2 separate regions of the Homo sapiens genome follow, and region 1 is linked to region 2. Evidence: chromatin loops called from intact Hi-C (ENCODE). Cell type or tissue: right lobe of liver. All regions are shown on one strand. Links, peaks and the distances in the headings refer to the core of each region. The heading gives the core; the rest is flanking DNA. Region 1 has its middle 41 kb from the start of ULK4. Region 2 has its middle 19 kb from the start of TRAK1.

Region 1 (14,978 bases), core at 4,430-12,429, 68 kb before region 2:
AAGTGATTCTCCTGTCTCAGCCTCCTGAGTAGCTGGGACTATAGGCGCATGCCACCATGCCTGGCTAATTTTCGTATTTTTAGTAAAGACGGGGTTTCACCATGTTAGCCAGGATGGTCTCTACCTCTTGACCTCGTGATCTGCCCACCTTGGCCTCCCAAAGTGCTGGGATTACAGGTGTGAGCCACCACACCCAGCCCTATTATTATTATTATTTTGAGACAGGGTCTCGCACTGTCACCTGGGCTGGAGTGCAGTGGTGCTATCTCGGCTCACTGCAACCTCTGCCTCCCGGGTGCAAGCGATTCTCCTGCCTCAGCCTCCCAAGTAGCTGGGATTGCAGGCGCCTGCCTCCACGCCCAGCTAATTTTTTTGTATTTTTAGTAGAGACAGGGTTTCACCATGTTGGTCAGGCTGGTCTCAAACTCCTGACCTCGCGATTTGCCCACCTTGGCTTCCCAAAGTGCTGGGATTACAGGCATGAGCCACCGTGCCAGCATTTTTTTTTTTTTTTTTTTTGAGACAGAGTTTTGCTCTTGTTGCCCAGGCTGGAGTGCAGTGGTGCGATCTCGGCTTATTGCAACCTCAGCCTTCTGGGTTCAAGCGATTCTCCCACCTCAGCCTCCTGAGTAGCTGGGATTACAGGCATGTGCCACCACATCCAGCTAATTTTGTATTTTGTTGTTGTTGCTGTTTTAGTAGAGATGGGTTTTCTCCATGTTGGTCAGGCTAGTCTCAAACTCCCGATCTCAGGTGATCCGCCCACCTTGGCCTCCCAAAGTGCTGGGATTACAGGCATGAGCCACCGCGCCCTGGCCTTTTGTTTGTTTTTGAGACAGGGTCTCACTCTGTCACCCAGGCCGGAGTGCAGTGCCATGATCACTACTCACTGCAGCCCTGACCTCCCACCTGCCTAATCCTCCTAAGTAGCTGGGACCACAGGCACGCACCACCATGCCCAGCTAATTTTTTTATTATTATTTGTAGAGACAGGGGGTCTCCCTATGTTGCAGAGGCTGGTCTTGAACTCCTGGACTCAAGTGATCCTTCCCCTTTGGCCTCCTAGAGTGTTGGGATTACAGGTGTGAGCCACCGCACCTGGCTCCTACTGTGTATTCTTAAGTAAGATTAATGTCTCAAAGCATGATGTAGGCTGATGCAAGAAAAAAATTAATGTCATATTTTGATAAATATAAAATTGTTAAACATTTAAAAATAAATATATTAAAGAAATAGAAACACGCTGTAAAACTTTCAAAACAGTTGAGATGGGCAGAAAAAGAACCAATAAAATGTGCTCTATCCAACAGAGTTTTGAAATGGGAGGAGGGTGGTAAAGGAAACAATGACTTCAAGTTTCTTCAAATTGTGTGTTATTTCTTCTGCGTGCCCCTGGGATGGGCAACCTTGAAGGATGCTTTGGACAAGGCTTCTAAATGGAAGCAAACACAAATTTGAGTTCTTGTCAAAAGAAATACCCACCCTCTCTGCAGCAATGTCCAAGATGATCAGCCATAGATGTTCCTGCATTTTGGTCTTGGTTTTGTGCTTCTGTTGCAAAAACCATCCCACATGGGTTGGGGTAGTTTTTGTGTCCTGTTACATTCAGTGATTCAAATAAAATGAAAGGCATAAACACTCCTCATTTCTATTCCTGAAAGTCCTTCTTGGTCGATTAAAGTGACAAGCCTGGTACCTTCCTTTAAGAGCCTGCTGCTGCTGAGTCCTCAATTTAATTGGTCTATGTGGCATGAGTTTTGGAAGAATAAATATATTCTCCCTGATACTTGCCCTTAGCTAAGTTAGCTTCATCTTTGCCAAGTTCTTACAATCTACTTGGAGGTCATTTCTTTGGGGCTTATTTATATCTAAGGCCCAGTCAGAGCAACAGGAATCTATTCATATGGGTCGACTGCATGATTTTGTTAAATGTGTTAAATTTAGTAACACCAGGAGGAAAACATTCTACTAGCTAGTGCTGAGCAGTGCATGGTTGTTACTTTTGTTTTCTTCTCACAGTACTTGCAGCACAGAAACAGCTGACCCTGCCACTCCTCACCTCATCGCCCAATGTGGCATCATCACAGTGTCTAAGAAGTTTCCTTGGAGGATCTGTGCTTACTTTAACAGTTGCCAACACATAGGCCTTGTGCTAAACTCTGACCAAATGCAAAACAGTAACAGTAAGAGAAGTGTCTTAGTTTGGGTTCCCCCTAAAGTAGCCCCTGAGATATGCAATTTATCTGGAAGTGATCCCAGGAAACACCGGCAGGGGGACAGAGAATTGAGACAGGAAAGGAAGGTAGCTGCTGATGAAGGGTGCTTTATCAAGCAAAAATAACTGGAGCCCAATCACTTGAAGGAAGTCTGGAAGCCAGCAGAGAACGTACACTGCCCGAAGAGACAAAGGAACAGGGACTTCTGGAAGATCTTCAATTCCCCATAACTTCCAACCCACTGCATCGAGCAGAGCAGGCTTCAGTAGCCAGAGGATTAGGACAGCATGCTGGCAGCTGGTGCTGGCTCCACTACAGCTGTAAGGCTGTGGGGGATATGGGCAGAGCCCCAGCACTGTCCCCTACAATAGGTTTTTCCCAGTTCTTATCAAATAATTCTTTCAGATGTCATAACATGGTGTGATAATTCTTGTACCTTGCCTGACCATATGTAGTGGCATCTTCTTTTGGTAACAGGCCCTAAACTTTAGTCCCAACAGCCATGACCCAGCTGGGCCAATCATAAAATCTCATGCTTCCAAGTGAAACATAAAGTGAGCTAAAACCATAATCTTGTAATTTGAACTGATAAAGCTTTTTCTTTACAAAACATTTTCAGAATAACATAAAATAAATTGAATAAAAGTAGATATTTTGGCCAGGCGTGGTGGCTCACACCTGTAATCCCAGCACTTTGGGAGGCCGAGGCAGGTGGATCACCTGAGGTCAGGAGTTCGAGCCAGACTAACCAACAGGGTGAAACCCCATCTCTACTAAAAATACAAAAAATTAGCTGGGTGTGGTGGCAGGTGCCTGTAATCCCAGCTACTCAGGAAGCTGAGGCACGAGAATTGCTTGAACCCAGAGGCAGAAGTTGCAGTGAGCCGAAATTGCACCACTGCACTCCAGCCTGGGCGACAGAGTGAAACTCCATCTCAAAATATATATATATATATATATATATATATATATATATATATATATATATATATATATAAAATATATAAAATATAAAAAAATACTCTGTCTCAAAAAACAAACAAACTGCTGTGTTGTGGCATGACATTTTAGGTTTTATTTATTTTTTTAAGACAGAGTCTTTCTCTGTCACCCAAGCTGGAGTGCAGTGTCACATTTTGGCTCACTGCAACCTCTGCCTCCCAGGTTCAAGCAAATCTTATGCTTCAGTCTCTTGAATAACTGGGATTACAGGGGCTCACCGCTGCACCTGGCTAATTTTTGTATTTTTAGTAGAGACGGGGTTTCACCATGTTGCCCAGGCTGGTCTTGAACTCCTGGCCTCAAGTGATCCACCCACCTTGGCCTCCCAAACAGCTGGGATTATAGGCATGAGCCACCGCGCCAGCAGGTTTACTTATTTTTTATTTCAGTTTTGTCCACCCTAACAAATATACTCCCTGATGCCCACCCTTGAACTTCCATGGACTCTGGGCTTGGGTCAAGATTGCTCAGGGGAAAACAAAACAAAACATAGAAAGAGAGAGCTAGAAGCATGTTGCTACACTTAAAATATCAGTTACCAGAAACTCAGAAAGGCATACAAATTTGGAAAGATTTAAATAAGAGCAACTAAAGAATTAAAATAGCAGAGGTATTTTTCCATGAGGATAAACTGTGACTAATTCTCTTTAGCTTGGGGCTGAGCATGGTGGCTCATGCCTGTAATCCCAACACTTTGGGAGGCCAAGGTGGGAGGATCCCTTGGGTTCTAGAGTTCAAGAGCAGCTTGGACAACACAGTGAGACCCCCGTCTCTACAAAAATTTCTTTTAATTAGCCAGATGTGGTGGCACACGCCTGTAGTCCCAGCTACTCAGGAGGCTGAAGTGGGAGGATTGCTTGAGTCCAGGTGTTCTAGGTTACAGTAGACTACAATTGTGCTTCTTCTGCACACCAACTTGGGTGACAGGGCAAGACCCAGTCTCAAACAAAAAAAAAAAGAAAAAAGAAAAAAAAATACTCTTTAGTAGCTTAGGAAGAGGATTAGATGAGCTCAAAGTCCATAAAAGCTGAGATTTAGCTGGTGTCAACATACCATAAACGGAAAGTAGTATGGGACACCCATTACCCCAAGAATATTATTGTATAACTTGAATACAAATAGGATCTAGCAAGGTTTTGATAGGTGGTCACTTTATAATGGGTTGTGAAAGGGAAGTTAAGGAGGTTCAGGAAATATTCTCAAGATCTTTTAACTTTGATATGAGAAATGAGAATTACTACACTCTCCACATCCAACAAAACAGTAAAATGTTAATCAATGAAGGTATTCCAAGTCATATGGATCTTTGGTTAGATCCTGAAGGTTTGATCCAATCAACAAATATTTATTGAGCAACTACTATGTTCTAGACGTTGTGCTGAGAATACATCTGAGAATAAGACTACCTTGTGAATTAAGAGGGTTTAAGAAAATAAATAATATAATATATTAAAATGTGCTAAATTTTAAAAAAGACAGAGCAGGGTAAGGGGCATTGAGAGTGCCGGGGGAAAATAAGTGGCAGTATTAATGAGATGGTTCAAGGAGGCCTCATTGGTGAGCCATGTGGCTCATGCCTATCATCCCAGCACTTTGGGGGACCAGGAGGGAGGATGACTTGAGGCCAGGAGTTTGAGACCATCCTAGGCAATATAGCGAGACCTTGTCTCTACAAAAATGAAAATAAAAAATTAGCCAGAACGATGATGTGCATCTATAGTCCCAGCTACTCAGGAGGCTGGGGCAGGAGAATTGTTTGAGCCCAGGAGTTCGAGGTTGCAGACAGCTATGATCATCCCACTGCATTCCAGCCTGGGTGACAGAACAAGACCCCTGTCTTAAAAAAAAAAAAAATAAGTCTTATTGAGATGAGGAGAAGAGCCATAAGGATAAGTAGAGGAAGAACAATCCAGGCAAAGGAAATGGCCAGTGCAAAAGTTCTGAGGTGACAGTGTCTCTGGCATGTTCAAGGAACAGCAAGGAGACTATTTTTCCTGTGAAGTTAGTGAGTTGGAGAGAAGAGGAAAATGAAGTCAGTGGGATGAGGGGAGTAGACGGTGTAGGTCTTGTGGGCCATGGTAGAGACTTTTTTTTCTTGAGACAGGGTTTCACTCTGTCACCCAGGCTGGAGTGCAGTGTAACAAACACGGTTCAGTGCAGCCTCAACCTCCTGAGCTCAAGCAGTTTTCCCATCTCAGCCTCCCAAGTAGCTGGGACTACAGGTGTGCACCACCACTCCTGGCCCTGTAAAAACTTTTGCTTACATTCTGGGAGGAATGGGGAACAATTGGAGGGTTTTGAACGGAGGAGAGCCACGATGTGACTCACATTTTACAAGATCATTGGCTACTGCATTGAAAAATGGACTGAGGTAGGGCAGGGGCAGAGGGCAGGTGAACAAGTAAGAATTTAGGAGGTTCTTGCAGGAATGCAGGAGAAATGATGGTGGTTTGGACTAGGATGGAGGCAGTGAAGGCAGTAAGAAGTAGGTTCTGGATTATATTTTGAAGGTAGAACCAACAGGTTTTCCTGATAAATTGGATGTGGGGTGAAAAAAAAGGGAGAAGTCAGAGATAAATATAAGGTTTCTGCCTGGACAATTGAAATCTAGGAAACTGTGGAATAGTAGAATTTTTAGAAGTCCAGCAGCTCAGTTTTGGGCATAATAAGGTAGAGATGCCTATTAGACATCCAAATGCCAGTGTCAAGTAGGAAGTTTGTTTACATGAGTCTGGAGTTCAGAGGGAAAGTCTGGACTGGAAGTATAAACTTGGAGTTATCTATGTGTAGATGGTGTTTAAAGCCTTGAGATTAGATGAGATCACTAAGGAGTGAGTGTAGAGTGCAGTTTCCTAGAATCCAAGTAAAGAAAGTGTTCCAAGAAGAAAGATGACAAAAGTTGTGTCAAATGTGGCTGAGAGGTCAAGTAAAAGGAGAACTGATAATGGACCCTAAATGTAGCAATGTGGAGGTCAATGGTGACCTTGACTGGGTGGAGTAGTCTCAGTGGAATGGGTTTCAGGAAAAAATGGACAGAATTGAGACAGTGACGATAAGCAATTCTTTCAAATAGCTTTGTTATGAAGGATGACAAAAAACAGGGTGGCATCTAGAGGTGGAAGTAAAGTCAAGAGAGTTTTTTTCTTCTATTCAAGATGGAAGAAATATAGGGCAGGCATGGTGGCTCAAGTCTGTAATCCCAGCACTTTGGGAGGCTGAGGCTGGTGGATCACTTGTGGCCAGAAGTTCGAGACCAGCCTGGCCAACACAGTGAAACCCCATCCCTACCAAAAAATACAAAAATTTGCCTGGTGTGGTGGCAGGCACCAACTACTTGGGAGGCTGAGGCAGGAGAATCACTTGAACCCAGGAGGCGGAGGTTGCAGTGTCATGCCGCTACATTCCAGCCTGCGTGACAGAGTAAGAGTCTGTCTCAAAAAAAAAAAAAAAAAAAGACAGAAGAAATAACTATGTTTGTATGCTGGTGAGAATGCCCCAGTAGAGAGGAAAAAAACTGATGATGGAGGAAGGAGGGGAGAAAATTGTAATGATATACCCAAGCAGGTATATTAGTTTTCTAGGGCCACCATAACAGATTGCCACAAATTTGGTGGCTTAAAACAACAAAAACTTACTCTCTCAGAATTCTAGAAGCCAGAAATCTGAACTCAAGATGTTAGCAGAGATGTACTCCCTCTGTAGGCTCTAGGGGAAAATTTTTTCCTTGCCTCTTCTGGCTTCTGGCAGCTGCTGGCATTCCTTGGCTTGTGGATGCATCTCTCTCTTTTCTGCCTTCACATTGGCTTCTCCTCTGTGTGCGTTCTACTCTTCTGTCTGTTTTAAATCTCCTTCTGCTTTTCTCTTACTAGGACACTGTCATTGGATTTAGGGCCTCCCCAGGTAACCTAGGATGATCTCATCTCAAGATCATTAACTTAATGACAGGTGTGGTGGCTCACACCCGTAATCTCAGAACTTTGGGAAGCTAAGGTGGGCGGGTCACCTGAGGTCAGCAGTTTGAGACCAGCCTGGCCAACATGGTGAAACCCCATCTCTACTACTAAAAATACAAAAATTAGCCAGATGTTGGTGGCAGGCGCCTGTAATTCCAGCTACTCTGGAGACTGAGGCAGGAGAATCGCTTGAACCTGGGAGGCAGAGGTTGCAGTGGGCCGAGATCGTGCCACTGTATTCCAGCCTGGGTGACAGAGTGAGACTTCATTCCCCCCGCAAAAAAAAAAATTTAATGACATCTGCAAATCCCCTTTTCCCAAATAAGGTCACATTCATAGGTTCTGGATATTAGGACCTGAAATACATTTTGGGGGACCACCATTCACCCTAATGCAGTAGGTGAGAAGGAATGGGGTCTACTTCACACGGGAGGAGTCGGCTTTTGATGGGAGCAGGGATAATTCATCACTAATTTCAGTAGGGTGAATAGATGATTTGGTCCCAGTCACAACTAGGTGGGTAGACATAGTGGTGGGAGCTTGTAGAAGTTTTTTTGGGCTGGGCATGGTGGCTCACGCCTGTAATCCCAGCACTTTGGGAGTCCAAGCAGGGTGGATCACCTGAGGTCGGGAGTTCGAGACCAGTGTGACTAACATGGAGAAACCTTGTCTCTACTAAAAATACAAAAAAAATTATCCAGGCGTGGTGGCACATGCTTGTAATCCCAGCTACTCGGGAGGCTGAGGCAGGAAAATCGCTTGAACCTGGGAGGTGGAGATTGCGGTGAGCCGAGATCGCGCCATTGCACTCCAGCCTGGGCAACAAGAGCAAAACTCCGTCAAACAAACAAACAAAAAACAAGTTCGTTTGATTCCTTCCATTTCCTCAGTGAGATAAGAAACAAAGTCACCATCTGACAGTGAAGATGGGGAGGGAGTTGCTAGAACTTGGATATGAAAAGAAAAAATGTGTTGTAGTTTTCATGAAGAGTGGGAGAATGACTGGATTAGAGAGTTATTAATTGTTCAGCAGCAGTAAAGCTCACCTGAGATTCATGGTCATAATTTTTTTTTTTTTTTCTGAGACAGAGTCTCACTCTGTTGCCCAGGCTGGAGTGCAGTGGTGCAATCTCAGCTCACTGCAACCTCCATCTCCTGGGTTCAAGTGATTCTCCTGCCTCAGCCTCCCGAGTAGCTGGGACTACAGGCATGTGCCACCACACCCAGCTAATTTTTGTATTTTTAGTAGAGAGGGGGTTTCACCATGTTGATGAGGCTGGTTTTGAACTCCTGACCTAAAGTGATCCACCTGCCTCGGCCTCCCAAAGTGCTGGGATTACAGGTGTGAGCCACTGCACCTGGCCTAAAACAGGTAGATTTTATTTGCAATCCAGATTTCTGACTTCTTTTGAAAATCTAGGAGATAAGACAACATTGGGTTTGCATTTAGACATCGGAACAATTGTTAGAGCTCAGAGGTGGCTACCCAATAAAGACAGAGAAAGCCAGGTGTGGTGGCTCATGCCTGTAATCCCAGCACTTTGGGAGGCCGAGATGGGTGGATCACAAGGTCAGGAGATCAAGACCATCCTGGCTAACACGGTGAAACCCCATCTACACTAAAAATACAAAAAATTAGCCTGTAGTCCCAGCTACTAGGGAGGCTGAGGCAGGAGAATGGCGTGAACCTGGGAGGTGGAGCTTGCAGTTTGCCAAGATCGCGCCACTGCACTCCAGCTTGGGCGACAGAGCAAGACTCTGTCTCAAAAAAAAAAAAAAAAAAAGTGTGGTGGAGCAGATGGCTAAAGAGATGGATGGGGGCCAGTGAAGAATACTGTTCCCTGAGTGAAAGTTTGGGCTATACCCCTAGGTCACTAGGGCGTTGTTGAAGAGTTTACAGCACAAGAATGATAGCATCTGGTTTGTCTGAGGAAAGTAGATGGATTCAAGGCAAAAGACCAGATGCTGTAAAGAAGTTATTGTTATTAATTCATGGTTTTTCTTATGTCTAAAAAATCCATGCACAATAAGTCTGGTTTATAAACACAAGTCTTCATGTCTTTTTTTTTTTTTTTTTTGAGACAGGGTCTGGCGCTGTCACCCAGCCTGGAGTGTAGTGGCGCAATCTCGGCTCACTGCAACCTCTGCCTCCCAGGCTCAAGCTGTCTTTCCACCTCAGCTTCCTGAGTAGCTGGGACTAAAGGTGCATGTCACCATGCCCAACTAATTTTTTTGTATTTTTTAGTAGAGACGGGGTTTTTCCATGTTGCCCAGGCTGGTCTCGAACTCCTGAGCTCAAGCAATCCACCTGCCACAGCCTCCCAAAGTGGTGGGATTACAGGCTTGAGCCACCATGCCCAGCCCCTCATGTCTTAATCCTAGAATTCTTTTCCCGTGCCATTCCTCTCCTCTTCATTCTTCCCATTACCCAAGACTGAGGTTGACTCTCTTTTACTTCGCAGAGACAAAAGCAAAGTGTTTAATCAGTCATATGGGGCTAGCAGCCTGACTTTTTCAATAGTTTATGACTGTATACGTTAATTCACTTATCCAAGGGTCAGTTTCCTTATCTATAAACTGCAGATAATAGCTGTCTCATAGAGTTGCTGTCAGAATGAAGGAACTGATGTTACTAAAGCACTTAGCACATGGCTGGGTGCAGTGGCTCACACCTGTAATCCTAGCACTTTGGAGGCCAAGGCAAGAGTATCACCTGAGGTCAAGAGCTCGAGACCAGCCTGGCAAACATGGCAAAACTCCATTTCTACTAAAAATACAAAAATTAGCTGGGCATGGTGGCGCACACACGCCTGTAGTCCCAGCTACTCAGGAGGCTGAGGCAAGAGGATTGCTTGAACCCTGGAGGCCGAGGTTGCAGTAAGCTGAGATCTTGCCACTGCACTCTGGCCTGGGTGATAGAATAAGACTCTGTCTCAAAAATAAATAAATAAATAAAATAAAAATTAAAAAAATAAAGCACTTAGTGCAGTGCTACTTAGCACAGTGCTTGGTGCAAACTGTGCTCAATAAATGTGAGATTAAAATCTGGCATAAAATATTCTATGATGGCTGGGCACGGTGGCTCCTAGCTATAATCCCAGCACTTTGGGAGGCAAAGGTAGAGGATCACGAGGCCAGAAGTTCAAAACCAGCCTGTGCAACATAGTGAGACATGTGCCCCCTAATCTCTACCCCCCCTCAAAAAAAATTAACTGGGCTTGGTGGCATGCACCTGTAGTCTCAGCTACCTGGGAGGATGAGGCAGTAAGATCGCTTGAGCCCAGGAGTTTGAGGCTGCAGTGAGTGATCATAGCACCACTGTACTCCAGCCTGGGTGCCAGAGCAAGACACCATCTCTAAGAAAAAAAAAAGGGGGGTGGCAGCGCAGTGAGCGAGACACCGTCTCTAAGAAAAAAAAAAGGGGGAGCCGAATGTTGTGGCTCATGCCTGTAATCCCAGCACTTTGGGAGGCTGAGGTGGGCGGATCACTTGAGGCCAGGAGTTCGAGACCAGCCTGGCCAACATGGTGAGACCCCCATCGCTACTAAAAATACAAAAATTAGCCGGGCACGGTGGCATGTGCCTGTAATCCAAGCTACTCGGGAGGCTGAGGCAGGAGAATTGCTTGAACCCGGGAGGTGGAGGTTGCAGTGAACTGAGATCGTACCACTGCACTCTAGCCTGGGCAATAGAGCAAGACCCTGTCTCAAAAAAAAAAAAAAAAAAAAGAGATTTCAGGATAATGTGCATGTGGATGAAACATAATTGGACTCTGCTCTCCTTCTGAAATGGTGACAGGTTCAAGCTCTTTTCTTAGAGTATGTATGTGTTTGGGGTGATTATAGATGAATACCCCACAATCATGTGGGGTGCTCTCAGTTCAATTCAAGCTGATACTTTGTTTGTTGTAATTGTTCCATTTCCTACACATGTAATAATAGAAAACATTTTTCCCCTTTCCCTCACACACTAATTGTAAGATTGTCTGAGAGTTTTTTTTTTTTTCTTTTAGACAGGGTCTTGCTCTGTCGCCCAGGCTGGAATGTAGTGGTGCAATCATGGCTCACTGAAGCCTCTACTTCCCATGCTCAAGCAATCCTCCCACCTCAGCCTCCTGAGTAGCTGGGACCACAGGCATGCACCACCACACCTAGCCAATTAAAAAAAATTGTAGAGACAAGGTCACCCTATGTTGCCCAGGCTAGAAATATTGATTTTGTTTGTTTTGTTTGGTTTGGTTTGGTTTTTGAGAAGGAGTCTCACTCTGTCGCCCAGGCTGGAGTGCAGTGGCACGATCTTGGCTCACTGCAAGCTCCGCCTCCCGTGTTCACGCCATTCTCCTGCCTCAGCCTCCCGAGTAGCTGGGACTACAGGTGCCCGCCACCACGCCTGGCTAATTTTTTGTATTTTTGGTAGAGACAGGTTTCACCGTGTTAGCCAGGATGGTCTGGATCTCCTGACCTCGTGATCCGCCCGCCTCGGCCTCCCAAAGTGCTGGGATTACAGGCGTGAGCCACCGCACCCGGCCTAGAAATATTGGTTTTAATTAACCTTCAGCTATGGAACCCGATAGTCTACCAATTGCCATTTTTGAACCCATTTATGTTACAGTGGGTTTTAGCATATTCCTGAAGAATTACTGGTGGCAGTAGTGGTGGTAGAGGAGATGCTGTGGCAGCTGACCCTTCTGTGCTGGTCTTGATGTGGTCTGGTATTCACACCCTCCACAGCCAGCAGTGTGGAGGTTTTTGATTATCCACTTGAGTTCATCCTCCACACAGCGGCTAGAAGGAGGTTTTTAGAAAGTGAATGTGACCATGTCAGTCTTACCTAAAACTCTTTACTCCTTACCAGAACCATGAAGTCTCATTGCCTGGCTTTTCCCTGAAACCCCACCATGGCTCCAGCCATCGAGGGCCTTTCCCACTTCTGGGTCTGATCTTGCCCCTCCACTTTGCATGGTTGGTTCCTGTTCCTCCTTTGGGTCTCAGCTTAAGTGTTAGCGCCTTAGATCTTCCTCAACCAACTGATTTATCATAAACCCCCTTCTTATCCTACTTACAGCACCTGCATCTTTTTCTTCATAGCACTTTTCACAAACTATTTTTTTTTTGTTTGTTTTTTTGAGACAGAGTCTCACTCTGCCACCCAGGCTGAAGTGCAGTGGTGCGATCTTGGCTCAATGCAATCTCTACCTCCCGGGTTCAAATGATCCTCTCACCTCAGCCTCCCGAGTAGCTGGGATTACAGACGCACACCACCACGCCTGGCTAATTTTTGTATTTTTAGTAGAGACAGGGGTTTCACCATGTTGGTCAGGCTGATCTCAAACTCCTGACCTCAAGTGATCTGCCTGCCTTGGCCTCCCAAAGTGCTGGGATTACAGGCGTGAGCCACCATGCCTGGCCTTCACAAACTAATTAAATATGTATATGTGTATCACATTATCTGACTCCTCTCCTGGACAGAAAGGTCCATTAGGGCTAGGAATATACCCGTTTTTTTTTTCTTTTTTGACACTGGGTATCCTTCTGTCACCCAGGCTGGAATGCAGTGGCACAATCATGGCTCACTGCAGCCTAGACCTCCTGGGATCAAGCAGTCCTCCCACCTCAGGCTCCAAAGTAGCTGGGACCACAGGCACATGTCACTATCCCTGACTAGTTTTTTGATTTTTTTGTAGAGACAGGGCCTCCCTATTTTGCCCAGGCTGAGGAATGCATCTGTTTTACCCACTACTCTATCACCCTAGCCTAGTCCAACAGACACAGGCTGGGCATGGCGGTGCACTCCTGTAATCCCAGCGCTTTGGGAATCTCAGGTGGGAGAATTGCTTGAGCTCAGGAGTTGGAGACCAGCCTGAGCAACACAGCAAGACCTCGTCTCTAAAAAAAATAAAAACAAAAACCAAAAAAAATAGACACACACGCAAAACTGTCAATATATGACTTATGGATCTACTTTTTACAGTATTTCATTCATTCTTTTTTTTTTTTTTGAGATGGAGTCTCGCTCTGTCGCCCAGGCTGGAGTGCAGTGGTGCGATCTTGACTCATTGCAACCTCCGTCTCCCTGGTTCAAGAGCTTTTCCTGCCTTGGCCTCCCGAGTAGCTGGAACTACAGGCATGTGCCACCACTCCCAGCTAATTTGTTTTGTATTTTTAGTAGAGACGGGGTTTCACCATGTTAACCAGGTCGGTCTGGAACTCCGGACCTTAGGTGATCTGCCCGACTCGGACTCCCACAGTGCTAGGATTACAGGTGTGAGCCACCTCGTCCCGCCCTTTTTTTTTTTTCTTTTTGTTTTTCTTTTTTTTCTGAGACAGAGTCTCGTTCTGTCGCCCAGGCTGGAGTGCAACTGCATGATCTCTGCTCACTGCAACCTCTGCCTCCTGGGTTCAAATGATTCTCCTGCCTCAGCCTCCCAAGTAGCTGGGATTACAGACATGCACCACCATGCCAGCTAATTTTGTATTTTTAGTAGAAACGGGGTTTCACCCTGTTGGCCAGGCTGGTCTTCAACAGAAGTTGAAGTGATCCTCCTCAAGTGATCTGCCTGCCTTGGCCTCCCAAAATGCTGGGATTACAGGCATGAGCCACCGCACCCAGACATTCTTTCTGTATCTATTGACGGGGCATCTATGAGTCAGGCACTGTTGTTGGTGCTGGGACTGCAGCAATGAATAAAGCTGGTGTCAGGCATCTTTTATATATGTCCCATGTTGTATCTTAGTTAGCTTTTTTTGCTCAGCATCTACTTTTTTTTTTTTTTTTGAGACAAGAGTTTTGCTCTGTTGCTCAGGCTGCAGTGCCATCGTTCAGTTATAGTTCACTGCAGTCTTGAGTTCAGGGGTTCATGCAATCCTCCTGCTTCAGCCTCTTGAGTAACTGGAACTACAGGCATATACCTTCATACTTCCATAGCCAATTTTTAAATTTTTCTTTTGTAGAGATGGGGTCTTGCTATGTTGCTTAGGCTGGCCTTGAACTCTGAGGCTCAAGTGATCCACCCACCTTGGCCTCCCAAAATGCTGAGATTACAGGTGTGAGCCACCACTCCTGAACTCAGCATCAAGTTGGCCAATGGGAGATAGGAACTGGTGGCTAAATATTTCCTCCTCTGTCTTACATTCTGCGCAGTTCCTCAGGGGGCCTCAGTGGGACTAAGCTCCAGTTGTTTACAGAAATTTTATATCCTTCAATAGGCTTTCTTTCTTTCCTGTTTCATTCTTTCTGGTCCCAATTTCTTTTTCTACCCATATCCTACGGGATCATTTTCCAGAAGAAAGTATCTGCCCATGAGTCCTTCTCCAATGTTGCTTTTGGGGGGAACCCCAGCTAATATAGCTAGCCTTTTAATTGCTTTTGTTGGGTCACTTTCAACATTTCCACCTTGGGTCCCTGGATGCATTCTGGGTTCCTAATGGGTAGGGATCAGATATTCTATTTTGTATTTTCCCACAGTTACTAACGAGGGCCTGGCAAATGCAAGTAAACATAGATTAATTTCGATTTGATTCAACAAAAGGAAAGAATACAGTGGCTATCTGTGGCTCAAGGGAAGCCAGTTGCCTCTGTTGCAGCTACTTCTGCCTCATGCTGGATGAAGGGAGGACTTACCAGGGCAATTACTGTTTTCCTTTCTTGTATCCATTCTGCTTCCCTCCCAGGTTCCTGTTCCACTGGCTTCCAGCAGCAGCAGGTCAGCAGCTGCTCCAAGTAGTTCATCAGCTCAGTCAGGCCCAGAACTGGGGCTGTCACTGGGGCCCCGCCTGCCATCTGCTTCCTCCAAGCTGAGAGTAGGAGA
Region 2 (14,978 bases), core at 3,667-11,666:
AATTAGCCAGGCATGGTAGCAGGTGCCTATAGTCCTAGCTACGCAGGAGGTTCAGGCAGGAGAATGGCGGGAGGCTGAGGCAGGAGAATGGTGTGAATCCGGGAGGTGGAGCTTACAGTGAGCTGAGGTCGCGCCACTGCACTCCAGCCTGGGTGACAGAGCAAGACTCTGTCTCAAAACAAACAAACAAACAAACAAAAATTAGCTGGGCATGGATGCACACACCTGTAACCCCAGCTACTCTGGAGTCTGAGGCACGAGAACTGTTTGAACCTGGAAGGTGGAGGTTGCAGTGAGCCAAGATTGTGCCACCGCACTCCATCCTGGGCCACAGAGCGAGACTCCCATCTCAAATAAATAAATAAAATAAGATAAATAAAAATACAGATTGAGTATCCCTTTGCCAAAATGCTTGGAACCAGAAGTGTTTTAGATTTCAGATTCTTCTGGAATTAAGAATATTTGCATTATACTTGCGGATTGAACATCCCAGGTTTGAAATTCTGAAATCCAAAATACTTCAATGAGTATTTCCTTTCAACACCATGCCAGTGCTCAAAAGTTTTGGATTTTGGAGCATTTTGGGTTTTGAATTTTCAGATTTGGGGTACTCAGCTTGTGATTATGTTGCGTAAAGGCTATTCAGTTTGATATTAATCAGACAATATCAAACTGAATAGCCTTTACCCAACATAATTGGGCCACAGAATTGTGGAAGTACTGGAATAGTTTTATTTATTTTTTAAGAAACAGGGTCTCATTTTGTTGTGCAGGCTGGAGTGCAGTAGTGCCATCATGACTCACTACAGCCTCGACCTCCTGGGCCCAAGCTATCCTCTCACCTCAGCCTCCCAAGTATCTGGGACTATAGGCGTGTACCACCACACCTGTCTCATTCTTAATTTTTTTATAGAAATGGTGTTCCACTATGTTTCCCAGGCTGGTCTCCAACTCCTGGGCTCAAGTGATCCACTCGCCTCAACCTCCCAAAGTGCTGGGATTATAGGCTTGAGCCACCACACCTGGCTATCTCTTGAATCCTAACTCCATGTTGAGCTTTTAAAGGGTTTTCTTATTCCTTGTGCCAAAAATGCCTTTTCTACCCTTCCAACAGAACAAACCCCTATTAAAGTTTTAGTTGAGGCTGGGTCCAGTGGCTCACGCCTGTGATCCCAGCATTTTGGGAGGCTGAGGCAGGCAAATCACTTGAGGCCAGGAGTTCAAGACTGGCCTGGCCAACATGGCAAAACCCCGTCTCTGCTAAAATTCCAAAGATTAGCCAGGCATGGTGGCACACACCTGTAGCCCCAGCTATTTGGGAGGCTGAGGCACGAGAATCTCTTGATTCTCGGAGGCAAAGGTTACAGTGAGCTGAGATTGTGCCACTGCACTCCAGCCTAGGCAATAGAGTGAGACTCTGTCTCAAAAAAAAGAAAAGTTTTAGTTGTGAAGGGGAAGCTCTGAAGTGTGTTAGAACCCCTAAGTCCATGGAGGGATTCACTTGCTCTGAAATGGGATGGTCATGGAGAGAGAGAGAGAGAGAGCACCCAGCGTGGGAAGGCTGGGTGTGGACATCGACCCCCACCCCCACCCCAAGCAGCAAGGTCATGAGCCGTGCAGAAGTGGGACCTTCCGCCGTTGGTGCTTCTGGAAGTAGTGCCCAGCAAGGACCAGTGAGGAGCTAGTATTCCTTAGCTTAGGCACGGCTCAGTCCTCCCTGCCTACCATGCATGCAGTTTGTAGCCTGTGTGTTTCCTGTTTTCATTTCCTATCTTGCTATTACTTTTATGCATTGGCTTATCACAGCCCACTCACTCTAAGGCCATCTTGCCATCCCATGACATGGTCACTGAAGGCCCAGCTGTCACTGTTTATTCACTTGGTGTGTACATGACTGTTTGGACCCGTTTCCTAGTAACGGCCCTGTTAATTTCAATGAGAAAGGCTAATGGGGTGCCTTTTTCAGGGGCTGGGGGGAGGGATGATGTGCTCCCTTTAGCCCCTCTGTGTCTTTGGTCCTTGACCTCACTGTTTCCTGGGGGATTCTTATACAGAGGCTCTTGGCTTCTTCTCTCAATACCACACATTCCTAATTATTTGTGCTACTTCTTGAGTAATCTTGAGGTCTGCTTTGGATTACTTATCAAAAGTGGCTGATAAAATTTGAGCTGTCGTTTCCCAGATGTGTGTGTTAGTGCTTCGTAGAGAATTTCTTCTTTGTACTCAAGTTGATTTAAGTCTAGAATCTGACTTTTAATTGTGGACCAAGCAAAACCCCCTTGCCTCTCTAGGGATTATTTAGAATTAATAAAATCAAGTACTTTTTCACACGAGCCTGAAGGAATTGTTAACTGAAGGAACTTTTATGTGATACAGTTTGTTCTGAAAATTAGGTATTTAAGGACTTTGTCAATTATGGTTAAGCACATTTTTTATTAAAAAGAACAAGATATGTAGCTAAGTGGCTGTGTCCGGGCTGAGATGTTTCTTCTCACTCGATCCTACAGTGAAGTCAAAATATAGTGACAGATTCAGTTTCCATAGCTGCAGAATCTGTTTTCAAAAACACAAGGCTGTGATTTCACTGTAGTTCAGTGCACATTGAGAAGCTAATATGGAAATAGAAATGAAACTTTTCAAAATACATGCCTTAAAACAAAAACTTCCAGTTCCCCTTTAGTGCTTAGATGAGATTTTTTTTTTTTTCAGGCTTTGTAAGTTTTGCAGATTAATTTCAGAAGTTGACGGCAATGTGATCCTGGTGGACTGTCATTCTGTAGTGTTAGTCAGGAAGCCCCTCACACACTTTCTTCTCATTTCCTAATGCGACAGTTGGTTCAGTGAATATCCATTGTGCTTTATAGGTTGATATTGATATGTTTGTAATTGGCCTATCACGTAGTTAGTTTTTTTTTCTTTTTTGGCAATCACCTTTTTCCATGTGAATTTTCAAAAAATGTATTTATTTATTTAGAAGCAGGATCTTATGGCCAGGCGCAGTGGGTCACTCCTGTAATCCCAGCACTTTGAGAGGCCGAGGCGGGCAGATCATCTGAGGTCAGGAGTTCGAGACCAGCCTTGCCAACATGGTGAAACTCCGTCTCTACAGAAGTACAAAAATTAGCCGGGCGTGATGGTGGGTGCCTGTAATGGGAGGCTGAGGCGGAAGATCCCTTGAACCTGGGAGGCGGAGGTTGCAGTGAGCCAAGATCATAATCACTGCACTCCAGCATGGGCAAGAGAGCGAGACTCTGTCTAAAAAAAAAAAAGAAGAAACAGGATCTTACTCTGCCACCCAGGCTGGAGAGCAGCAGTGGTGTGATCATAGCTCACTGCAGCCTTGAACTCCTAGGCTCAAGCGATCCTTCTACTTTAGCCTTTCAAGTAGCTGGGACTACAGGTGTGCCACCACGTCCAGCTAACTTTTTTTCTTTTTTAATCTTTTGTAGAGACTGAGTTTCACTATGTTGCCCAGGCTGGTCTCGAACTTTTGGCCTTAAATGATCCTTCAGCCTTGGTCTCCCGAAGCACTGTGATTACAGGCATGCCACTGCATGTGGTCCATTAGCTGTAGTTAAGAGAAAAGAGTTGGGTTGGTTATTTTCAGTGCCTTGGGCATAAAGAGTGAATCATTAAGTTCATTTTGCACTCTTTGAGTTTTACCGTGTTCCAGGCACTGAGGACACAACAGTGAACTAAAACAGGTAGAAGTGAGTCTTTAAGGAATGAAATATAATTCGTCTCTACTTGAAATTTGCACATAGTCTGTTTGTAGGACAATACCTATTGAAATAGGGTCTCCATTTCGCCAACAAGTTAACCCTTACTACTTATGGGAAATTACCTCAGTGGTAACTGTAGAGCAGTCATTTATTGAACATTAACTGTATGCTTAGAGTGCATTTTTCTTTACATTATTGTATTAGCTCGTTTAATCCTTGTAACAGCTTCCCATTTTATAGATGAGAAAACTGAGGGTTGTAGGGGTTAACTGATTTTAACTTGGCCAACATCATACAGTGACCTATTCTGACTGTGTCTTTCTGTCCCTACAGGATTTGAACTTATAGTGGAAGTACTTTAGGAAATGCATTTGTGTCTGTGTAGTCATGGTTAGGAAATGTGCTCATGTCAGGCTGTTTAAAAGTTGTGGAGGCTAGGCATGGTGGCTCATGTCTGTAATCCCAGCACTTTGGAAGCTGAGGTGGGTGCATTACTTGAGCACAGGAGTTTGAACAACATAGTGAGACCCTGACTGTGTATATACACACACACACACAATTAGCTGGGCGTGGTGGTGCATGCCTGTAGTCTCAGCTACAGGTGGGAGGATTGCTTTAGCCCGGGAGGTCAAGGCTGCAGTGAGACTTGCTTGTGTCACTTTACTCCAGCCTGGGTGACACAGCAAGACCCTGTCTCAAAAAAAAAAAGAAAAAAGAAAAGTTATGGGTGGGTCGGATGGTGCAGTGGTGCTAAGCTCACTTAGCTGTCAACAGGGGAGGGCTGGGTTTGTCATGTTGGAGGTCAGACAAGTACCTAATAAGGAGGTAACTGAGGACTGTTGGATGTATTTCTCTGGGTGGGGATGGTCTGCCTGTGAAGATGAAATTCTATTGGAAATATTCTTTAATTATATTTTTACATGTCTCACTTTTATTTAAATAGGGATACTATATTCTGTACTTTGTTTTGTGACCTGCAATTTTCCCACTTAATCTATCTCTAGAGCGTCTTTTCTTGGCCACCATGTGATTCTCTGCAGTGTTACTGGAAATGGCGTTGTGGTGAAAAATGTGCAGACATGATATATGGGAGGACCATGCCTTATTTAATCAAAATCAGTATTATTAGACATTTTCATTTTCCAATTTTTAACAGTTATATAACTGCTGAGGAAAGTTACATCTTTGTATGCAGTTATGATTTTTCTTAGAAAATAACTGAAGAAGTGGAATTGCTTTTTTTTTTGAGACAGAATTTTGTTCTGTCACCCAGGCTGGAGTGCAGTGGCGCAGTCTCCCCTCACTGCAACTGCTGCCTCCCGGGTTCAAGCGATTCTCCAGCCTCAGCCTCCCCAGTAGCTGGGATTACAGGTGCCCGCCACCACACCTGGCTAATTTTTGCATTTTTAGTAGAGACAGGGTTTCACCATGTTGGCCAGGCTGGTCTCAAACTCTGGACCTCAGGTGATCTGCCCGCCTTGGCCCCACAAAGGCCGGGATTACAGGTTTAATCCACTGTGCCCAGCCTGGAATTGCTTTTGATTCATGTTCCTGGGTGTGAGTGAGCTTGTTACCTGCACCCTTGTCAGCAGCAATAGTTATTATAATAATTATGAATAATAATAATTATTATAATTATAATAATTATGAATAATAATTATAATTATATTAATTATAAATAATTAATATAATTAATTGCCAGTTTGACAGATAACATGATAGTATCTCATACTTGTTTTATTTTTCATTTCTTTGATCACTAGTGACATTTTTTTTCCTGAAAACTTTTATTACTGAATTTTATTGTTGTTGCTGTTGTTTTGAGACAGGATCTTACTCTGTCACCCAGGCAGGAGTGTGGTGGCGCCATCATGGCTCACGGCAGCCTTGAACTCCTGGGCTAAAGCAATACTCCCATCTCAGCCTCTCAAGTAGCTGGGACCACAGGTGCGCACTGCTGTATCTGGCTAATTTTGTTTATTTTTTGTAGAGATGAGGCCTCACTATGTTGCCCAGGCTGGTCTCCAACTCCTGGGCTCAAGCAATCCTCCTGCCTTGGTCTTCCAAAGTGTTGAGATTACAGGCATGAGTCACCATGCCCAGCACTGAATTGTCTTTAATAAAGATACAGAAGGTGTGGCACAGTAGCTTGTGCCTGCTGGTTCTTTTTATGTCCCAACTGTTTGTTCTGATAAATTTTAAATCTGTAAGTGGTGAAATAAGAATACAGTGAAGTACATTGATGTTTATATTATGCATTTATTAGCATGTTTGCCAGGAGCTATTGTAATAAACAGCCTTGGGTTCAACACCAGCTTCACCTGTTGGTTCTTAGGCCTGTGGGCAAGTTATCTCCAGCCCTAGTTTCCCCATTGGTGACTTGAGGAGGGTGATGTTGTGGGCCTCATGGGCTGCTGTGAGTTTTTGGACAAATAACTCCTTGGGGTAATGCACCCAGGCCTGGCTAAGCACACAGTCACTTTGCAGTAAGTGGCAGCCAATATTGCTCTTTTCCTTGTTGGAGTCATGATTTTTTAAAAGCCAAGTTCCTCCTACGGAGTGAGTGCAGTGAAAGCCAGGACCTAAGGAGGAATCACAAACAGAACTGTTCTCTTCCTCTCCTACCCATGTCCCATATTCCCGGACCTCTTTCTCACTCTAGTTATTTTGTTAACTTTATCCTAGGCTGTGACAGCTTGGCAGCCGCTGTTTTTGGGTGGATAAGGTTCATTCCTAATCCAGGCCTGTTCACTGGGAGGCATGAGGCCCCAGGTGCTTGCCTTCCCATAGATACCCACTCTTGGTAGGGCGTGGTGGCTCATGTCTGTAATCCCAGCACTTTGGGAGGCTGAGGTGGGCTGATCACCCAAGAGCAAGAGTTTGAGACCAGCCTGGCCAACATGGTGAAATCCCGTCTCTACTAAAAATACAAAAATTAGCTGGTTTTGGTGGTGGGCGCCTGTAATTCCAGCTACTTGGGAGGCTGAGGCAGGAGAATTGCTTGATCCTGGGAAATGGAGGTTGCAGTGAGCTGAGATCGCACTATTGCACTCTAGTCTGGATGACAAGCGAAAGTCTGTCTCAAAAAAAAAAAAAAAGATACCCACTCTCTCTCCCCCTTTTCTTTCTCCCCCAGAGACCCCCTGCCATTCAGAGTGATGACACATGCAATGTGGGCTGCAGGCCATCCTGCTTCGGGACATCTAACCCTTCTCAGGCAAAGTTTTCCTCTTCAAAGCAATAGCTTTTCAGCCTGGAGTCTCAGATTTCCAACAGGGATTTGGGATGAGATTACCACTCCTACCACCCTTCCTGGCTTTGGCCAGCCTCCAGAATTCCTCCTGGTGTCCTGAGAATGTGGAGAGAACCCTGCTTCAGGTTCTGATTTTCTGATTGGACGTTACAGTGGGGCATGTAATATCCTGCTGGGATGCCTCTCTGAGAACTGCCTCCATCCTGCCAGCTGCCTGTCAGGCTGGCGTCGTGCCCCTTGGCTGGCAGTATTAAGCGTCCGGAGGCCACTATGTACCCAAAACAGCAAGCCCGTTGGCCTGGTTTGCTGGAGAAGCCCCTTTGCAGAGCAATGTCCTGTGGTCACCATTCCTACACTGGCCTGGGAGTGCTGTCTCTCTCGGGAGTCGCCAGCCAAGTTTTGAATGTCTGACTCAGCTTTTTGGGTCTTTCAGGTGGTGCATCTTCACTGGACCTGGGCCAGCTGGTCTCACTGAACTTGCTTTGTGCCGGAAAGCTCTGCTCGTAAAGGTTCCATTGTAAACGAAGGAGGAGGCCAGCTGTACGCAGGCTCTGCAGCTCAGCCTCTTAGCCTGGTTTCCTGTGGCAGGAGAGGGAGCTATTTATGGCATTTTATAAATCTGCTGCCATCAGCCAGGGAGAGATGCAGACCGTTATGTAAGGCTGTCAGTGTGCAGCTTTTTTTTTTTTCTTTCTCTTTTTCTTCCTCATTTTGGGAGACAGGCGTGAGCTTACAGAAGGCAGCGTGGTTTGGGATTTCTTTTCTCTCAGTTGCAGCAGAATTATTTTTGGAAACGGGGATTTGGTCACATGACAGCAGTTTTCATTCATGAGATGTGGATCGATTAAATGGATTTCTCTTTACTTCATAGGTGTTTACTGAGGGCAGTGCATGTGTTGGGGTGTTTGCTTCTGTCCTAAACAAGGTTTAGAGAAGAGAGAGGGCTGGATTCTGGAACTAAATTGGGTCAGAGTTATTTTTCTCCAGTTGCCTTGAGTTGTGGAATTTTTCTTTGAGTGACCGTTGATTTATTATTTGGGGGGATTCCCTTTTTCCAGGGCCAGAGAAAGGTTTAGCCTTAAAAGTGGCATTTATTTTGTGTTTATCTGTGTGCATATGTGTGTTTGTGTGTTCGTGGGCCTGAGTGTATATGAAATGAGAGCAAGAGAGGACAGACACGCATGACAGCATGCACGTGCAGCCCCCAGTCCACATACAAGTCTGCCCTGAAGTCATTCGAGCAGAATCTGTAACAGGGGCTGCCTGGGGCCCCTAGCTGTTCTGGCTTGTGCTGTTCAGGAGGCCCTGGGGGCTCTCCCAGGAGTTCACAAGAGGCTCTGGCAGTTGTCCTTGACCCTTTGTCATCTCCTTCCCTGCGCCTTTGGTTACCCTGACACTGCTCCGACTTTCTGACTATAGTTGCTGCTGTCGGCTCGTCTAAATCTTTCTTATTCTGTGGGTGGTCACACACACCGTCTTCCAAGATGCTGCTTCCCTTCACAGCATAGTGTAGCAGTAGTTGCAGTTTTCCAGTGATCAGAAATGCTTCCCAGTCCTACATCTACAATTATTTGAGATAAACTTTGATTAAGTCACTTAATCTTTGCCCAAGCCTTTTCCCCAACCCCTGCCTCACAAAATGGGGATGATTCTACGAAGCTCTAGCATATGATTATTGTACGGGCAGGACCTGTGGCCTAGGGCATGTGAAAGCCCATTGTGAGGTGTATAGCATGAGGGTCCTGTGAGGCGGATAACGGCTTCTTGACAGCCTTGCTTTTTTGCTCACCTGGCATTGTTGCTGTAAACCTGCAACTCATCTCCTCATCTCCCACCTGTTCAACTTTTACATGATATTTTCCACTGCGCAGCCACTTGTCCAGTTATTTAAGGAGCTGACCCGGACTGATGGGCGTGCCAGAAAGGTCAAATGAGGTAGGAGAGTGGTAAGATGAAAGACGGGAGGAACAGACCTCTTTGCATGGTTGCCTGTCAGCTGCCCCCAACCCAACTTGACCCCGGAGTTCAGACCCCATCATTGTCCTAGCTGGAGTATGCATATTTCATATATGGACTTGAGCAGTCTCAGCGAGTCTTTGCTTTGAGTTCCTTTGCCCCTGTTACGACAAGAGGGTTGTTTTAAGAGAGAGTGGACAGATGTAGGAGAATGGTCAGTGGTCAAGGATCACATGGAATGTCCGATTCTCCACTGGACCATGAGCTCCTTTAAGAGCAGTGTTACTTAGAGCCATCATAGGGCAAGCAGTGTCTTTGGATCCATTCAAAGCTAGACTCGCATCCTAGGCAATGTTTAGTCTTTGTGTTTCCTCTCTTGTAAAAAGTGGGTGCTGATATTACTTTATAGGTTGTAAGCCTTAAACAGGGTCATGCATGTTAATTACTGAGCATAGTACCAGACCACTGGCCTGTTTTACAATTACAAGAGTGCTGGGGCTGTCGACGCTTTAAAAGAGCACATGTTGGTCTCATCACCTTCTACGCAGGCATCAGTTTGCTCAGAAAAGAAGCTGTAAAATGGCAAGAAAAAGAATTGCCCTGGCTAGAGAACAGGGAGACTGTAGGGCTGGTTGCAGCTTAAGCAAGGCCCTTCATGAGCGAGCTGGCCACAGATGAGAGACAAGGTCTTGGAGTGCCCACCCTGATTCCAAGTGACTGTCTGCAAGTTAGCTAGCTTTCTAGGGTGATTGTTCCTCAGATAGAAACAAAATGTTGAAAACATGCCTTCATTTAATGTTCAGCAGCAAAATGCTTATGATCCCAAGGGTGAGTCTCAGACTAGTTTTTTTTTTTTTTTTCCCAACTTTTATTTAGGTTCAGGTAGTACATGTATAGGTTTATTACATGGGTAAATGGCCTGTCACAGGGGATTGGTGTACAGATAATTTCATCAACTAGGTAATTAGCACTGTACCTAATGGAATGGGTAGTTTTTCAATCCTCACCCTCCTCCTACGCTCCACCTTCAAGTAGGCCCCATCGTCTGGTGTCTGTTGTTCCCTTCTTTGCGTCCATGTGTATTCAGTGTTTAACTTCCACTTACAAATAAGAAAATGTGGTATTTGGTTTTCTGTTCCTGCATTAAATCACTTAGGATAATGGCCTTCAGCTCCATCTATGTTGCTGCAAAGGACATTATTTTGTTCTTTTTTTATGGCTGCGTAGCATTCTGTGGTATATGTCCACATTTTCTTTGACCAGTCCACCACTGATAGCCATCTAGGTTGATTCCATGTCTTTGCTATTGTTTATTATTATTTTAAAAATTTAAAAAAAATTTTAATTAAAGGATGAGGTCTGGCTGGGTGTGGTGGCTCACGCCTATAATCCCAGCTACTCTGGAGGCTGAGGTATGAAAATTGCTTGAACATGGGAAGGGGATGTTGCAGGGAGCTGAGATAGCGCCATTGCACTTCAGCTTGGGTGACAGAGTGAGACTCAGTCTCAAAAAAAAAAAAAAAAAAAAAAAAAAGAATGAGGTATTACTATGTTGCCCAGGCTGGTCTTGAACTCCTGGGCTCAAGTGCTATTGTGAAGAGTGCTGCGATGAAGATACATGTGCTTATGTGTTTATGGTAGAATGATTTCTATTCCTTTGGGTATATGCCCAGTAATGGGATTGTTGCGTTGAATGGTAGTTCTATTTTAAATTCTTTGATAAATCTCCAGACTGCTTTCCACTGAGGCTGACCTAATTTATAATACATTTCTACCAGCAGTGGATAAGCATACCGTTTTCTCCTCAAGCTCACCAGCATCCATTACTTTTTGACTTTTTAATAGCCATTCTGACTAGTGTGAGATGGTGTTTTATTGTGGTTTTGCTTTGCATTTCTCTGATGATTAGTGATGTTGAGCTTTTTTTTCATATGCTTTTTGGCCATGTGTATGTCTTCCTTTGAGAAGTGTCTGTTCATGGCCTTTGCCCATTTTTAAAATTTTTAAAATTTTATTTTTTATTTTTTTGAGACAGAGTCTTGCTCTGTTGCCCAGGCTGGAGTGCAGTGGCACGATCTCGACTCACTGCCACCTCTGCCTCCCAGATTCAAGCAGTTCTCTTGCCTCAGCCTCCCGAGTATCTGGGATTACAGGTGCCCCTCACCACACCCAGCTAATTTTTTATATTTTTAGTAAAGATGGGGTTTCATGATGTTGGCTAGGCTGGTCTCAAACTCCTGACCTCAGGTGATCCACCCGCCTCAGCCTCCCAAAGTGCTGGGATTACAAGCATGTGACTGCACGCAGCCTCCTTTGCGCATTTTTAAACGTTTTTGTTTCTTGTAAATTTGTTTAAGTTCCTCATAGATTTGGGATATTAGACCTTTTTTTTTTTTTTTTTTTTTTTTTTGAGATGGAGTTTCCCTCTTGTTGCTCAGGCTGGAGTGCAATGGTGCGATCTCGGCTCATGGCAACCTCTGCCTTCTGTGTTCATGTGATTCTCCTGCCTCAGCCTCCCGAGTAGCTGGGTTTACAGGTGCTCGCCACCACGCCCAGCTGATTTGCATATTTTTAGTAGAGATGGGGTTTCACCATGTTGGCCAGGCTGGTCTCGAACTTCTGACCTCAGGTGATCCACCCGCCTCGGCTTCCCAAAGTGCTGGGATTACAGGTGAGAGCCACCAGGCCTGGCCAGATATTAGACTTTTATCAGAGGTATAGTTTGCAAAAATTTTCTCCCATTCTGTGGGCTCTCTGTTTATTGATAGTTTCTTTTGCTGTGCAGAAGCTCTTTAGTTTAATTAGATCCCACTTACCAATTTTTGTTTTTTGTTGTAATTGGTTTTAGAGTCTTTGTCATGAAATCTTTGCCAGGGCTCATGTCTAGAATGGCATTTTCTAGGTTTTCTTCTTAAATTTTTATAGTTTTAGCTTTTACATTTTATTCTTTAGTCCATCTTGAGTTGATTTTTTTATGTGGCAGAAGGAAGGGGTCTAGTTCCAATCTTCTGTATATGGATAGCCAGTTATCCCAGCACCATTTATTGAATAGGGAGTCCTTTCCCTATTGCTTGTTATTGTTGGCTTTGTGAAAGATCAGATGGTTGTAGATGTGCAGCTTTACTTCTGGGCTCTGTAACCTGTTCCATTGATTTATGTGTTTGCTTTTATACCAGTACCATGCTGTTTCAGTTACTGTAGCCTTGTAGTATAGTTTGAAATCAGGTAAGTGTGATCCTTCTAGCTTTGTTCTTTTTGCTTATAATTGCTTTGGCTATTTGGGCTTTTTGTTGTTTTTGTTGTTCCAAATGAATTTTAGAATAGTTTTTTTCTAATTATGTGAAGAATATCCTTGGGAGTTTTACAGGAATAACACTGAATCTGTAAATTGCTTTGGGCAGTATGGTTATTTTAATTATATTGATTCTTCCTATCCATGAGCATGGAAAGTGTTTCTTTTTTTCTTTTTACCTCGAGGCAGAGTCTTGCTCTGTCATCCACACTGGAGTGCAGTGGCATGATCTAGGCTCACTGCAACCTCTGCCTCCTGGGTTCAAGCAATTCTTTTGCCTCAGCCTCCCAAGTAGCTGGGATTACAGATGTGTGCCACCATGCCCAGCTAATTTTTGTATTTTTAGCAGAGACAGCGTTTCACCATGTTGGCCAGGCTGGCCTTGAACTCCTGACCTCAAGTGACCCACCCACTTTGGCCTCCCGAAGTGTTGGGATACAGGCGTGAGCCACCATGCCTGGACTGTTTTTCCATTTGTTTGTGTCATCTCTGATTTCTTTCAGCAATGTTTCATAATTCTCATTGTAGAGATCTTTCACCTCCCTGGTTAGCTGTATTCCTAGGTATTTTGTTCTTTTTGTGGCTATTGTGAATGGGACTGAGTTCTTAATTTGGCTTTCAACTTGGACATTATTGGCGTATAGAAATGATACTGATTTTTGTACATTGATTTTGTGTCCTGAAACTTTACTGAGAGTATTTGTCAGAACTAGGAGCCTTTGGACAGAGACTGTGGGGTGTTCTAAGTATAGAATGTTATTGTCTGTGAAGAGAGAGAGCGTCTCAGACTTTTATCCAGTTTCAGACCTACCATCCCAGGCCTGGCAGCCACCCACTTTCGTTGTGTCTACTTCTTCCGCAGTTTGACAAGTGGGTGGTGGCACCACGTTTTGTAGACGAAAGAAATTTCAGAACTTGGCCAGAGGCTGCTGTCAGTAGGTAATGGTTGAGGTGGGACTAAATCCAGGCCTGTCTGGTATGTTAGATCTAAATCTGACCTTCTGGGGCAAAGGGTCTGAGTGGCTGTGAGGTGACTCTGGTTTGCCTTCCCACTAAGCTGGGGTAACATGGGGGCTCCAGAGACAGTTTATGCCTTCAGAATCAAAGGCCCCTGTGGGAGGCAAATCTAAACTCATCCCCTCAAGATTTCTACCCACTAGTTATTCAGTCAAGCACGGATCTAGATACTTCTGTAAAGGGACTGTGCCGTGCAGATGGAATTAGAACTATTAATCCCTTGACCTTAAGATAGGGAGATTGTCCTGGATGATCTAAGTGGGCACCGTGTTTTGAGCCTGTAAAAACAGAAAAGGAAGGCAGAAGAGGAGGTTAGAAAGATGAGGCAGAGGCCAGGCACGGTGGCTTATGCCTGTAATCCCAGCACTTTGGGAGGCTGAGGCAGGCGGATCATGAGGTCAGGAGATCGAGACCATCCTGGCTAACACAGTGAAACCCCATCTCTACTAAAAATACAAAAAATTAGCCGGGTGTGGTGGCGGGTGCCTGTAGTCCCAGCTACTCGGGAGCCTGAGGCAGGAGAATGGTGTGAACCTGGGAGGCGGAGCTTGCAGTGAGCCAAGATCAGGCCCCTGCACTCCAGCCTGGGAGACAGAGGGAGATTCCATCTCAAAAAAAAAAAAAAAAAAAAGAAAGAAAGAAAGAAAGAAAGATGAGGCAGAAGGGGAAGTCATGGAATTCCAAGTGTGAAAAGGATTCCATATGCTGTCATTGGCTCTGGAATGTGGGTGGGAGCCACTTGCAAAATCTGGAGAGAAGCCTCCAGGAGCTCATGGAAAGCATAAGGAACACAGGAACAAAGGCTAGTGCCCAGCTGACGGCCAGCAGGAAACAGGGACTTCAGTCCTACAACCACAAGGAACTGAATTAGACCGGCAACCTGAATAAGTGTGGATATCAGTTCTTTCCCAGAGCCCCCAGTAATGGACTCACACCTGTGACACCTTGATTGGAGCCTGTTGAGATGCATGCTGGATTTCCAATATATGGAACTGTGATCGGATAAATGGCTATTATTTCAAGCCACTCAATTTGTGGTAATTTGTTACAGTAGTAATAGAACACTGACATAATCCCGGAGAACAATTAGTCCCTTTTTGAAAACTTTTGCCATACTTGGACCTGCTTGTTTAGAATTGCTGAGTAAAATCCCTTGGTATATCAGATGCCTCTGCCCAGAAAGAGGAAACCTTGAAAGCTCAGGTACCTGGCTGGCCATGGAGGGGATCACCCAGGACTAGCTTCTCCTTGTCACCTTTTGGGCTTCAACCTGGTGCTCTGGTTCTCATTTTCTCCTTACAATCTCTGAGTTTGTCGTGAAGGAAGCTCCTTCTTCTTTTTTTTTTTTTTTTGTTTTGAGATAGAGTCTTGCTGTCTTGCCCAGGCTGGAGTACAATGGTGCAGTCTCGGCTTACTGCAACCTCTGCCTTCGGGTTCAAGCAATTCTCCTGCCTCAACCTCCCGAGTAGCTGGGACTACAGGCGCTCACCACCATGCCTGGCAATTTTTTTGTATCTTTAGTAGAGATGGGGTTTTGCCATGTAGGTCAGGCTGGTCTCAAACTCCTGACCTCAGGTGATCCGCCCTCCTCGGCCTCCTAAAGTGCTAGGATTACAGGCGTGAGCCACTGCGCCCTGCTGGAAGCTCCTTTTTTTTTGTTGTTTTTTTAACCCCTTGCAAAATCAGTGATTTATTGTTTACAAAGGGCAGCTCTGTCTGCTCGTGATCTCCTACTGGA

Evidence for each region. Peaks named below come from ENCODE experiments on the same cell type or tissue, not always from the same donor. Only the 100,000 strongest peaks of a DNase experiment are listed, where the experiment ranks them.
Region 1: it touches region 2 in a loop (2.5-fold over the local background); 39 of 110 quality-filtered maps call a loop at or near these places.

What each region holds. Positions count from the first base shown.
Region 1 is chr3:41,995,857-42,010,834 of GRCh38, forward strand. No RefSeq gene overlaps it. Among named protein-coding and RNA genes, the nearest start is that of ULK4, 41 kb to the left of the region's middle. RefSeq lists a silencer at 3,423-3,634. In right lobe of liver, for the core only: no CTCF peak of the experiment used is centred there; no DNase peak of the experiment used is centred there.
Region 2 is chr3:42,064,902-42,079,879 of GRCh38, forward strand. It overlaps a transcript of TRAK1 not described here. Among named protein-coding and RNA genes, the nearest start is that of TRAK1, 19 kb to the right of the region's middle. RefSeq lists enhancers at 5,970-6,681, 7,295-7,424. In right lobe of liver, for the core only: no CTCF peak of the experiment used is centred there; DNase peaks (open chromatin) are centred at 7,310 and 7,380; H3K4me3 peaks cover 1,030 bases; H3K27ac peaks cover 3,493 bases.